Regions from separate parts of the Homo sapiens genome. Here regions 1 and 3 are each linked to region 2. The links are chromatin contacts, found by Hi-C or POLR2A ChIA-PET in ENCODE. All regions are on one chromosome and are shown on one strand. The core of a region is the stretch at or near the end of the contact, and the rest is flanking DNA. Distances in the headings are between cores, read along the strand shown.

Region 1 (3,535 bases), core at 251-2,750, 510 kb before region 2:
AGTTTCTGCCCTCCAGAAGCTTATAGTCCAAGCACAGAGACAAATACAACAGTGGGACTCAGACCTGGGGACAGGTTCAGAGGACAAGTGGACTCAGATCGCCAGGGAGAATGCGGCTTCCTAGAGGACAAAGGCTGCAGCAGAGCCAGTCGGGTGAAGAATGAAGTGGGGAACAGCATTCCAGGGAGACAGAACAGCCCATTTGGGAATTGCAAGAAGGTGAGGATATCTGGAACACAGAAAATGCAAAATGTGGCTAAACAGTTAACCGGGACCTGGTCCTCCCAGCCCTCTAAACTTTGAAAGCGAGAGAAACCAGAAAAAGCTTTAGTCTGGGAATAACATGGAAGGATCCTTTCAGGTATTAGATCACTCTTGGTAGCCATGAGTGGGGTGGTTTAGTCCAGGGGAGATGATAACCAAGGAGGCCAGCTTGGAAGGGACCACGATGCTCTGAGAAACAGCAAATGGGGGCCTGAACCAAGGCAGGGATGGGAAGCATGGAAGGGAGGGGACAGACATGGCTGGTGACTACAGAAGGAGCAGATGGGGTAGAGAGGGTCTCTGGGTGAAGACTAAACCCACTGGGGCTGTGAGGAGTGAGGAGGGCATGAAGACAAGCTCGGCTGGGATCCAACTGTGGGGCATGGGGCAGGTGGCCCCATGGACACACAGGTCAGTGTCGGGGGACAGGTCTGGGAGGCCAGGAAACTACCAACATGGAGAGGAAGGTACAGAAAGAAGAACCCACAGGGGAGATGGAGGAGAAACAGGGCCCCAGAAAAACAACATTTGAAAGCAGTTGCAAAGAAGACACGGACAGCAGTCTCAAAGCCACGGAGAGGCCAAGATAAGCACTAAATGGTGCCCAGAGATTGCCACAGACCACTGATGTCCTCATCAAGTGCTGAGCTGAGAAGGGGCGGGGGCACAAGTCAGGTGGCCAGAAAGGAAACAAGTGTCTTTGGAAAAGAGATAAGATACACAAATAGCAAAATGCTGACACTTGCCAATTCTGAGTGGTGGATGCAGAGGGCTTTGTTTTATTAGTCTCCGTGGTTTCTGAGTGTCTGATGTCAGAATCCAAAGAGGTGACGGCAGGCAGGATGTGGTGAGACAAAACCACTCTGCAAGGGAAGAGAGGTTGAGCAGCATTTAGAGGGCCTGGGGACCAAAGGCTTGTCTGCAGCTCAGAGGCACCACAGCCTTTGAATCTGCCAGGGGGTGGGGACGGGTGGACCTGCGAAGGGCAGTGGCTGAAGACACAGACAGGTGGGGAAAAGTGATGGAGCAATGTCCACAGATAACTAGGAGGGGAGGAAGTGGCCTCAGATGAGGGACAGACTCTGCTGCTTCTGAGTCTGAGAAGGAAAAATAAATCATTAATCAGAATTCTGGGGAGGGGCAGGATCCTGAGGCATCCCTGTCTGATCATCTCTATCTTCTCCAGGAGCTGGAATTAAAGTCATCTGCTCAGAGGCAGTCAGGGGTGGGGGACAGTTTTGGGAGCTTCAGGGGGCTCTGAGAAAATGACAACAATCTACAACAGTGTTGTGGAAGCTGAAGGAACTGACTCACATCCAGCTGATGAGTTAGAAGGCAATACTGAGGCCAGCTAAGGTCAAACCGTGCATCCGCCTGGGACCCAGCAGCTCCCGGGTACCTGGGGTGAGAGAAGAGAGGGAAGAGAGTAGACTCCTGGGAGACTGAGGCATCCACTACAGGAGCGACAGGAAACAGAGGACGCAGCAGTGGAGAGCAGCAGCAGGAGCTAAGTGGTGGATGATGAGGGGTAATGACACAGAGGAGGAAGTAAATCCTAGAGGAGCGATGCATTGAGAGAAGAAGGAAAAGCCACAGTCAAAGGAGGGCCAAGAGCCCCTGGGGCAGCAGAGTGCGGGAGTAGAGAACAGGGAGCTCACTGCAGAGGCAGGTCCAGGGCAGGTCAGGGGGCTCAGGGACCACAAAGATGGAAGTGGTCACTAGAGGGGAGGTCAGATAACCAACAGCACCCAGCACCTTGCAGGACAGCAAGGACAGGACAGTGACCAGGAGCCAAGTCCTCAGTGGTGCCCAGTGGAGGGGCCCATAGGAGTGAGTCAGATGATGGTGGCAAAGGCACCATCCAGATAGCACAGCTACTGAAGAATAAGGCCCCAGAGGAACCTGTTTGCAGACTTACTGGGAGAGAGGTCCACAGCAGAAAACAAGTCCAGAGGGCAAAGCGCAGAGCCATGTGGATATACAGAAGGGAAAAGCACCAGGTAGCCAGAGGGGCTAGAGTGAGGCAAGGGCCTGGGCACAGCTTCAGGGCCAGTATAGGCAAGAGCTCCAATTGCCTGGCAAGAGCCTCACAACATTCACTGCCTTTAATGTTTGTTCAGTAACTCAAAAGTCAAAGACAAGTTACTTTAGTGTCTCTAACATCCAACCCCAGTGAGGCCTTGAAACCTCACCAAACAGTTGGGATTGGGGCTGGTTCCTGATTGTTTTAGGTGACCTGTGAATTCTGCACACTTCTCTCCTCTCCTCTCTAACATGACTGCAGTGGAAATACAATGATGACGTAAGCTTTCTTTTTCAGGGAGAGTTATTGCAATGCAAACAAGGATAAAGCGGCAAGCAACGCAAACAATGATAAGGTGCCATGCATCAATCCAGACATTACATTTTCCAGAAGGTGTTCTCTCCAGGGATAGCCAGTGCTTCTCCCCAATCTGCTCCTCTGAAAGAGAACCAGCTCCACTATCATCAAGAAGGGCCCTATACCCCATGGCAATGGCCAGTCTTCTTTGCAATAATTAGCTTCCAAAGTTTCAAAGTGCCAAGGCATGGGGGAAAATGCACATTGTCCAAACTACCCAGAAAGTAGTCCTTAAGAAGCAGCCAGAAGCCAAATCAGAAACGAGTTACTGTTAGTCTGTTCTCCCACTGCTAATAAAGACATACCTGAGACTGGGTAATTTACAAAGAAAAGAAGTTTAATGGACTCACAGTTCAGCATGGCTGTGAGGAGGCCTCATGATCATGGCAGAAGGTGAAGGAGGAGCAAAGGCATGTCTTACATGGCGGCAAGCAAGAGAGCATGTGCAGGAGAACTGCCCTTTATAAAACCATCAGATCTCATGAGACTTATTCACTATCATGAGAACAGCACAAAAAAAACCCCATCCCCCACGATTCAATTACCTCCCACCAGATCCTTCCCACAACACGTGGAGATTATGAGAGCTACAATTCAAGATGAGATTTGGGTGTGAACATAGCCAAAACATATCACTATGTCAACTGGAAATGCGTCAAGCCAGAAGGAAACAAGAATTTGTCCTATGAGTATTTATACCAAACACTCTCTATGTGTCAGGCACTGTTCTGGGCTCTGGAGAAACAATGGTAAAGTAGAAAACGTCCCTGCTCTCATGGAGCTTCCTTCCACTTCAGCTGTGGGGCAATGGACAGTGACGGAGGGAGGAGATAAAAGGGGGATGGAGCAGGCTGGAGCTGCGGACATCCCACCTGAAAGTGAGATGCCAGA
Region 2 (3,199 bases), core at 209-2,708:
GAAAAAAAATTGGCCATCAGTTTGAATTAATATTTATAAGTTCTCTTTTAAAAATGTTATGATTTCCTTTAAAAATGTAATTATAATCCACTTGAAAGTGGAGGTGTATGCCTACAATATAGCATATTGAGTAATAAGAAGATGTTATACACAGCACATTCAGAAATATCTTTGTCCTCTTAAAAACAATTCCCAGCACAGATTTAGCTTCTCCATGGAATCGGTTTGCAATCACTTCAAAATGTCCACCTCCTTCAATTTCTTTACCACTTAAAGATAATTTCATTGAAAGGCAGCAAAATATCTAACTGAACTAACAATCACCACATCTTCAAACCTCTGGAGTGAAGTAAAACCCCAATGGCAAATTCATTATTTTTAAAAATCATGGACTGACCTATTGTGATTTTAAGGTATAAAGAAACCTCTCCTAAAGCAGGTGGGTGGGCGTAAATCACTAGTTAAAAATAAATTGCAAAAGAGAAAAAACCCGTCAAGGGGTAAGTTGCTTCTCTACGGTGGGAAGCGTTAGGATGAGGCAAAGCAGGAATGGTCATTTCCCAAGGCTCTACTTTAGTGGTCAATTAGGGCGCTGGGGCTAACGCTAAGTAAACACGTTCGAATTCTTCGGAACCTCTACCTGGGTTTGGGGTCACTGAGCCACCTTAGTCTACTCAATCTTCTCGAACAAGAAAACTTGGGTGGTTGGGGTGGGGAACAATTCGTTATTCTTGCAAGATAAACCAAACCTGGCTGGGATCATCTGCCTACTTCTGAGTTTTCTCCCCAAACCCAGGCCGGGGGCTGGAAGCGGCATACAAAAGGCAGGCGACATGACCTCTCCGGGTCTACTCTCGGGCCAGGCGGAAGGTGGGAAGACCAACTCCGCTACCCCTCCCGTAGAGGGCCCGCTTCCGGGCGGGGGGCAAGGAGCCCCCAAGGCGAAGTCCCCTCAGGAAGTAACCCCAGCTCCGCAGCTAGGACGCAATCGGGAACCAGCCCACTCCTGCTGACTGACGCCAAGGGAGAGTTCGGGACGGGAGCGGCTCCCTCCCAGATCTGTAGCCGGCTGGGGCTCGCGGGGGGCTCCCTTCCCGGGGAACGCGCTCCCTTCTCATCTCCCAGACCTCGGCCGGGGGGAGAGGGAGGCAGGAGTTCTGCGGGGGCCTCACCAGGCGGAGCTGGCTAATTTCGTCGTAGGACATAAAGCTGAGGATGTTCTCGATGGCTACGATGGGCAGCGCCACAAGCGTGTTGTTTTGAGGCAGCTGGTCCGGAGCCAGCGCGGGGGCTGGGAGCGCCTGGGACCCCGGCTGCGGGTGCTGTGGCGCGGGCGGTGGAGGCTGTCGCTGGGTAGAGCCGGAGGCCAAAGAGGAACCGCCGTCGCCTTGGCCGCCGCCTCCTTCCTCTGCCATCCGCTCCTCCGCCGCTGCCGCCATCTTGGGGGCTTGATTCCTTACCCCCACAGCAAGGGGAACAGGGACACTTCCGGTGCGTCACTTCCTCCTCCTGCAGCCGCCGGGGAAGGGGTACCTGGAGGAGTGGGGAGGAGCCTGTGGGATAACAGGCGGAGAGAGACTCACAGGGTGCCTTTCAAGTGGAAGTCAGGGAAGATCATGTAAACCTCAAGAAAGGTGGTCATCCTAGACCCTTTTGTCTAAGATTAGTAACTACTTGAGAGCAAGGAAACCCTATTTATTAAAATGAACTTCACTGTGCAGTTTTCTTAAAGGGCTTCCTGACAATGGATGATAAAGATGTTGCCTAGTAAGTGTAGATGGAAATAATGTAGTTAGACTAGCACCATTTTTTAGGAATCATAGAAATGATTGATTTAGGCAAATAAAAAGGTATGAAATATCAATAAGAACTACAACATGAATGAACCGTGAGAACATATTAAGTGAAATAAGTTAGACACAAAGGACCACATATTGTATGATTGCATTTATATAGGATGTCTTAAATAGGCAAATCCATAGAGATAAAAAGTAGATTAGTGGTCGCCAGAGGCTGGGGGAAATGGGGAAATGAGTGCTAATGGGTGAAGGGTTTCATTTTCGGGGTGATAAAAATGCTCTGGAATTAGCGGTGATGGTTACACAACCGTATGAATATACAAAAACCACTGAATTACTATATACTTTAATGAATTTTATCATATATGAATTGTATTCTAATAACTGATTTAGGCAAGAATCATCAAAAGGTACTAAAACTAGGAGGTAAACGTGATGAGGAACATGATATTTCCATAGTCTCAAAATAACTCCCCATAAATTATGTATTATTTACAAAGATGAAAAGAAATAGTTTACAAGGCTGGGCGTGTTGACTCACGCCTGTAATCCAGCACTTTGGAAGGCTGAAGCGGGAGAATCACTTTAGCCCAGAAGTTGGAGACCAGCCTGGGCAACGTGGAGAAACCCCATCTCTACAAAAAATACAAAAAATTAGCCAAATGTGGTGGCTAGGTCCTATGGTCCTAGCTACTCGTGAGGCTGAGATGGGAGGATTGCTTGAGCCACACGAGTTCGAGGCTGCAGCGAACCGTCAGCCTGCCACTGCACTCCAGCCTGGGCAACAGAGCGAGAAAAAAAAAAAAAGTTTACAATAGAGAAATTTGGTGGACACCATCATAACCAAATGATCAAGACTAACGCCACAGTTATAGGAGGAGCCAATATCATATGCCTATTAATATAATACCCTGAAAAGGACGCAGCATAATGTAGTATTCATGCAAAAAAAGCACGAGTTGCGTTTGAGGTAGACATCGCTAGATGACGGGCCCATAAATTATTCAAAAGTGTTAACGTTACAAAAGACAAAGACTAAGGGTTTGTGGCAGATTAAAGGATACTAAAGAGACAGGGCAACTAAATCTATGGGTGATCCTGGATGGGATCCTGGATTAAGGAAGAAATAACTATGAAGAACGTTATTGTGACAACTGGCAAAATTTAAAAATGGACAGTATATTAGATTATACTGTAATCATATTAAATTTTTCGATTTGGGTAATTGTATTATGGTCATATAAGACAATGTCTTTGTCTTTAGGAAATACACATTGAAGGATAAGCATGCTTCTATTATTTTCCTTTATTTATTTATTTATTTTTTTGAGATGGAGTCTTGCTCTGTCACCCAGGCTAGAGTGCAGTGGTGCGATGTCAGCTGGTTCGAGCAATTCTCC
Region 3 (3,314 bases), core at 572-3,071, 380 kb before region 2:
AGCTACTAAGGAGGCTGAGGTGGGAGGATCACTTGAGCCCAGGAGGTCAAGGCTACAGTGAGCCATGATTGTGCCACTACACTTCAGCCTAGGAGACACAGTAAGATCCTGTCTCAAAAAGAAAAAAGAAAAAAGAAAGAAAGGAATTAGATCCTTGGGGAATTGTTGAGCCTTACCCAAAGCCCCACTCTGACACTAGATTTCTTTTTCTTTTCTTTTTTCTTTTTTTTTTTTTGGTAGAGATAGGATGTCGCTATGTTGCCCAGGCTGGTCTTGAACTCCTGGCCTCAAGCGATCCTCCTGCCTCAGCCTCCCAAAGTGCTGGGATTACAGGTGTGAGCCACAGTGCCCAGTCAGCTGACTCTAGACTTCTTTTGTCCCAGAAGCAAATAACGGCGTGTATTGTATAAGGCAGTTGAGCTATGCTTTTCAGTTTCTTGATGTTCAAAAAATGACCCGAAATAGAGAGTTATAAAAAATTGAAACTAGAAAGGTATTAGAGGGTTAAATCATGAAAGGCTTTCCTTGCCCCATTCTAAGGCATTAGACTTTATGCAGGCAGTAGGAAATCCCATTGAAAACTGTTGAGGAGGGAGGTGGCACATCAAATCTGTTTTAGGAAATTGATGGCAGGATGAAAGATAGACTGGAAGGGAGAGGGATTAGAAGCAAACCAACAAAAACAACGATTGATTAGTCATGAGTCTCGGCTGGTAAAGGACATTTTATCAAATATCTCCAGATGTCCACATGGCCTGGAGTGGGGAAGAGTAAGAAAGCAGAGATACCTATGGCAACCTCTCTTCTTATCAGAACCAATGGCCTGCCCTTCACCCTTAAGAGCTTAGTGTATACAGCAGAGAGTCCAAATCCTAATACTGTATTACAATACCTCAGAAGGCTACCCAGTTGTCATAGAAGCTTCAAACAACAGGAAATTTTTAATTTTAAAACAAAGTCCATTTTAATTTAAATTTTTAACTAACATTTTTAAAAGGCGGGGAGTAGGATACAACCCCAAAACAATAAGCTTTAACGGAGTGTCTTCACTACCAAAAGTTTGTGAATCACTGATCTAAATCATGGCACTCCCAGCACCCCTTCCCGGAGCGGGTGCCAGTCCTGGCATGGGTTCCCAGCCCTCTGGGGAGCTACTGGTGTGCTAAAGCTTTGCAGTGCCTGCGGACAGGAAGAGGCTCCAGAGCTCCCAGAGCTCCCATCCTCAGATCCACAAAAAAATGCGAATCTCTCCTAGAGCAATGTAAGTGTCTTGATTCCTCTTCCTGTCGCCTTTCCCCGCTGCCCTTTCTGCTGCACTGTTGCAGCACTGGGCTGATGACGCCAGGGCAGTGAAGGTTCCTTGCCCCCCGCATCTTCCCCTGTGCTGAAGCAGCGCATGGTAACCTGGCTGCCCGTGTTCTGATGCATTCTCCATTCTTTCCCACAGGCACACTCCCACCTGCATTCCAAACTGACTGTTTCATTTACATAATTCCAATAGCTTTCACTGCCAGCTTCCTGTTTTTGTAAACTCATGTAGAATTTTTTAGTTTCATAAGAAACAAGGGCCCCAGCTCACAATCACCCTCTACCAACATAGTTTATCTGCATCAAAGAAGACAGGGAAGCTTCTGTCCATTGGTTTCCCTTCTTATTTTAGAAATAGAAGCTTAAAAAACACCCCAGTGGTTTCCAATCCAGAGAGTTGCATATAAGCTTTTGACTTTACTGGTTACTGGCTTCCTGTTAACTGAAAGAAGTTTCAAGCTGAGTCAGAGAAGAGAACCGGGCCCAGCAGTGATTCATTAGTGTTGCTAATGACACCCCTACCGCCACCACCATCACTGCTGCTTTTGCTGGGGCTGCTGGGGCCTCCATGTTAGCCTAATCCTAAGAGAGCAAGAAACTGAAGCCATTGTCCTGATTTTCTCTTCCAGATGGCATTGCAGTGGCAGCAGTGAGCACAGGCCAAGCAAGACTGGCCTTGAGATGAGGAGGCCAGATGGGCCCTGAATCAGGGTGGTTTCAGGATGCCCAGGAAGGCACTGCTGCTGCAGAATAACTTCCCCCTCTCCCTGCCCTCCCTTTGCACAGTGCCTGAAGATTCTTCCTCCTTCTGAGCTTTTCTGGTCTTCCTGTAAGATACAAATACAGCTTAAAAGGGCTGCTCATACCCTAATATGATTAATGTGATGAGCTCACTTTGGAAAATACTAATCACTTGAGACATGCAGATGGAAGAGATGCTGAATTATAACCCAAAAGACTACCAGGCCAGAAAAGACAGTCAGGAAAGAGATGCAAGTGTCAACTACTTCTCAGTTTTGCCCAGATCCGGGCTTCACTGCAGGGTCATAGTCAGGAGCATCTGACCACCATACAGCCAGCAGTGCAGGAAGTGTTCAGCACTCTTCAGCCATGACTCTAGTTTAGGGATTTCTCTCAGTGCCAAGATCCTCCTGGAGGGCTCCAACAAACAGCAACACATAAAAAAAGTTGCTTTAGAAATGCATCTATAACAACAAAGGGTTCCCAACCCATATTCTTGCAGCTAAGTCTGTCATATGCATTATCTTATCTAATCTTCACAGCAACCTAGGAAACATCACTTCTCCTGATTCTACAGATGAACAGTGAAGATGATGCCACAAGTAAATTTCTGACTTAAAATATCATATTCCATCACAGTATAATTGATTAATTCCTAGACTTTAAAAATCAACATATCATTCACATAACATAAAATCTATCATTTTTTAAAGTAAACATAAAATCTATCATTTGTTAAAGTATACAGTTCAGTGGTTTTTAGTATATTCACTATGTTGTGCAAACATCACCACTAGCTAATTCTAGAACATTTTCATCACCCCAGGAAGAAATCTTGTACCTATTAGCAGTCACTCCCAATTCCTCCCTATGCCTCTCTCCCTGACAACCACTCCTCTACTTTCTGTCTCTATAGATTTGCCTATTTGAACATTTCATATTAATGGAATCATAAAATGTAGTTTTTTTGTGACTGGCTTCTTTCACTGCATGTTTTCAAGAGTCATCCATGTTGTAGCATATAATAGTACTTCATTCCTTTTTATGGCTGCATAATATTCCATTGTATGGATATACCACATTTTGTTTATCCATTCATCCATCAAAGAACACTTGAGTTGCTTCCCCCTTTCAGCTATTGTGAATAACGCTGCTATGAACATTATTGTACAAGTTTTTGTGTGGACATATGTTTTCAATTACCTTGGGAATTCCTAGAGTTTTTATATATCTGAAAACATAGGTAAGTCTAAAAGAAATGAGTA

Evidence for each region. A loop is a pair of places that touch in the nucleus more often than their neighbours do. ChIA-PET counts read pairs that join two places held with the same protein, here RNA polymerase II (POLR2A). Pooled maps may share reads with other maps.
Region 1: a loop to region 2 is called in a map of naive thymus-derived CD4-positive, alpha-beta T cell, with 11 times the contacts of the local background. The contact joins the enhancer-like site here to the promoter of FBXO28 in region 2. A Hi-C loop is called at or near these places in 1 of 168 maps with a recorded cell type or tissue (naive thymus-derived CD4-positive, alpha-beta T cell) and 7 of 50 pooled maps. POLR2A ChIA-PET finds 5 or more read pairs at or near these places in 2 of 52 experiments (BJ and activated CD4-positive, alpha-beta T cell).
Region 3: a map of K562 shows a loop between it and region 2 (4-fold over the local background). The contact joins the enhancer-like site here to the promoter of FBXO28 in region 2. A Hi-C loop is called at or near these places in 1 of 168 maps with a recorded cell type or tissue (K562), 4 of 37 single-sample maps with no recorded cell type and 16 of 50 pooled maps. POLR2A ChIA-PET finds 5 or more read pairs at or near these places in 2 of 52 experiments (Caco-2 and activated CD4-positive, alpha-beta T cell).

The regions. Positions count from the first base shown.
Region 1 is chr1:224,621,541-224,625,075 of GRCh38, reverse strand. All of the region lies in intron 1 of CNIH3 (cornichon family AMPA receptor auxiliary protein 3), which reads right to left. Among named protein-coding and RNA genes, the nearest start is that of CNIH3, 7.0 kb to the right of the region's middle. RefSeq lists a silencer at 2,051-2,214. Within about 2 kb of position 1,500, at least 5 of the 41 ENCODE cell types and tissues checked have a DNase peak (open chromatin) inside an H3K27ac peak, as active enhancers do.
Region 2 is chr1:224,112,370-224,115,568 of GRCh38, reverse strand. It overlaps FBXO28 (F-box protein 28), which reads right to left and starts at 1,458. Exons shown (of 5, transcript NM_015176.4): 1 at 1,173-1,458. The coding sequence starts at 1,439. LOC105373056 (a long non-coding RNA gene) reads left to right here and starts at 1,529. Exons shown (of 3, transcript XR_007066897.1): 1 at 1,529-1,634. RefSeq lists enhancers at 1,396-1,465, 1,606-1,665, 1,686-1,815.
Region 3 is chr1:224,496,823-224,500,136 of GRCh38, reverse strand. It overlaps a transcript of CNIH3 not described here. Among named protein-coding and RNA genes, the nearest start is that of WDR26, 64 kb to the right of the region's middle. RefSeq lists enhancers at 1,271-1,802, 1,878-2,077, 1,803-2,332. Within about 2 kb of position 1,821, at least 30 of the 41 ENCODE cell types and tissues checked have a DNase peak (open chromatin) inside an H3K27ac peak, as active enhancers do.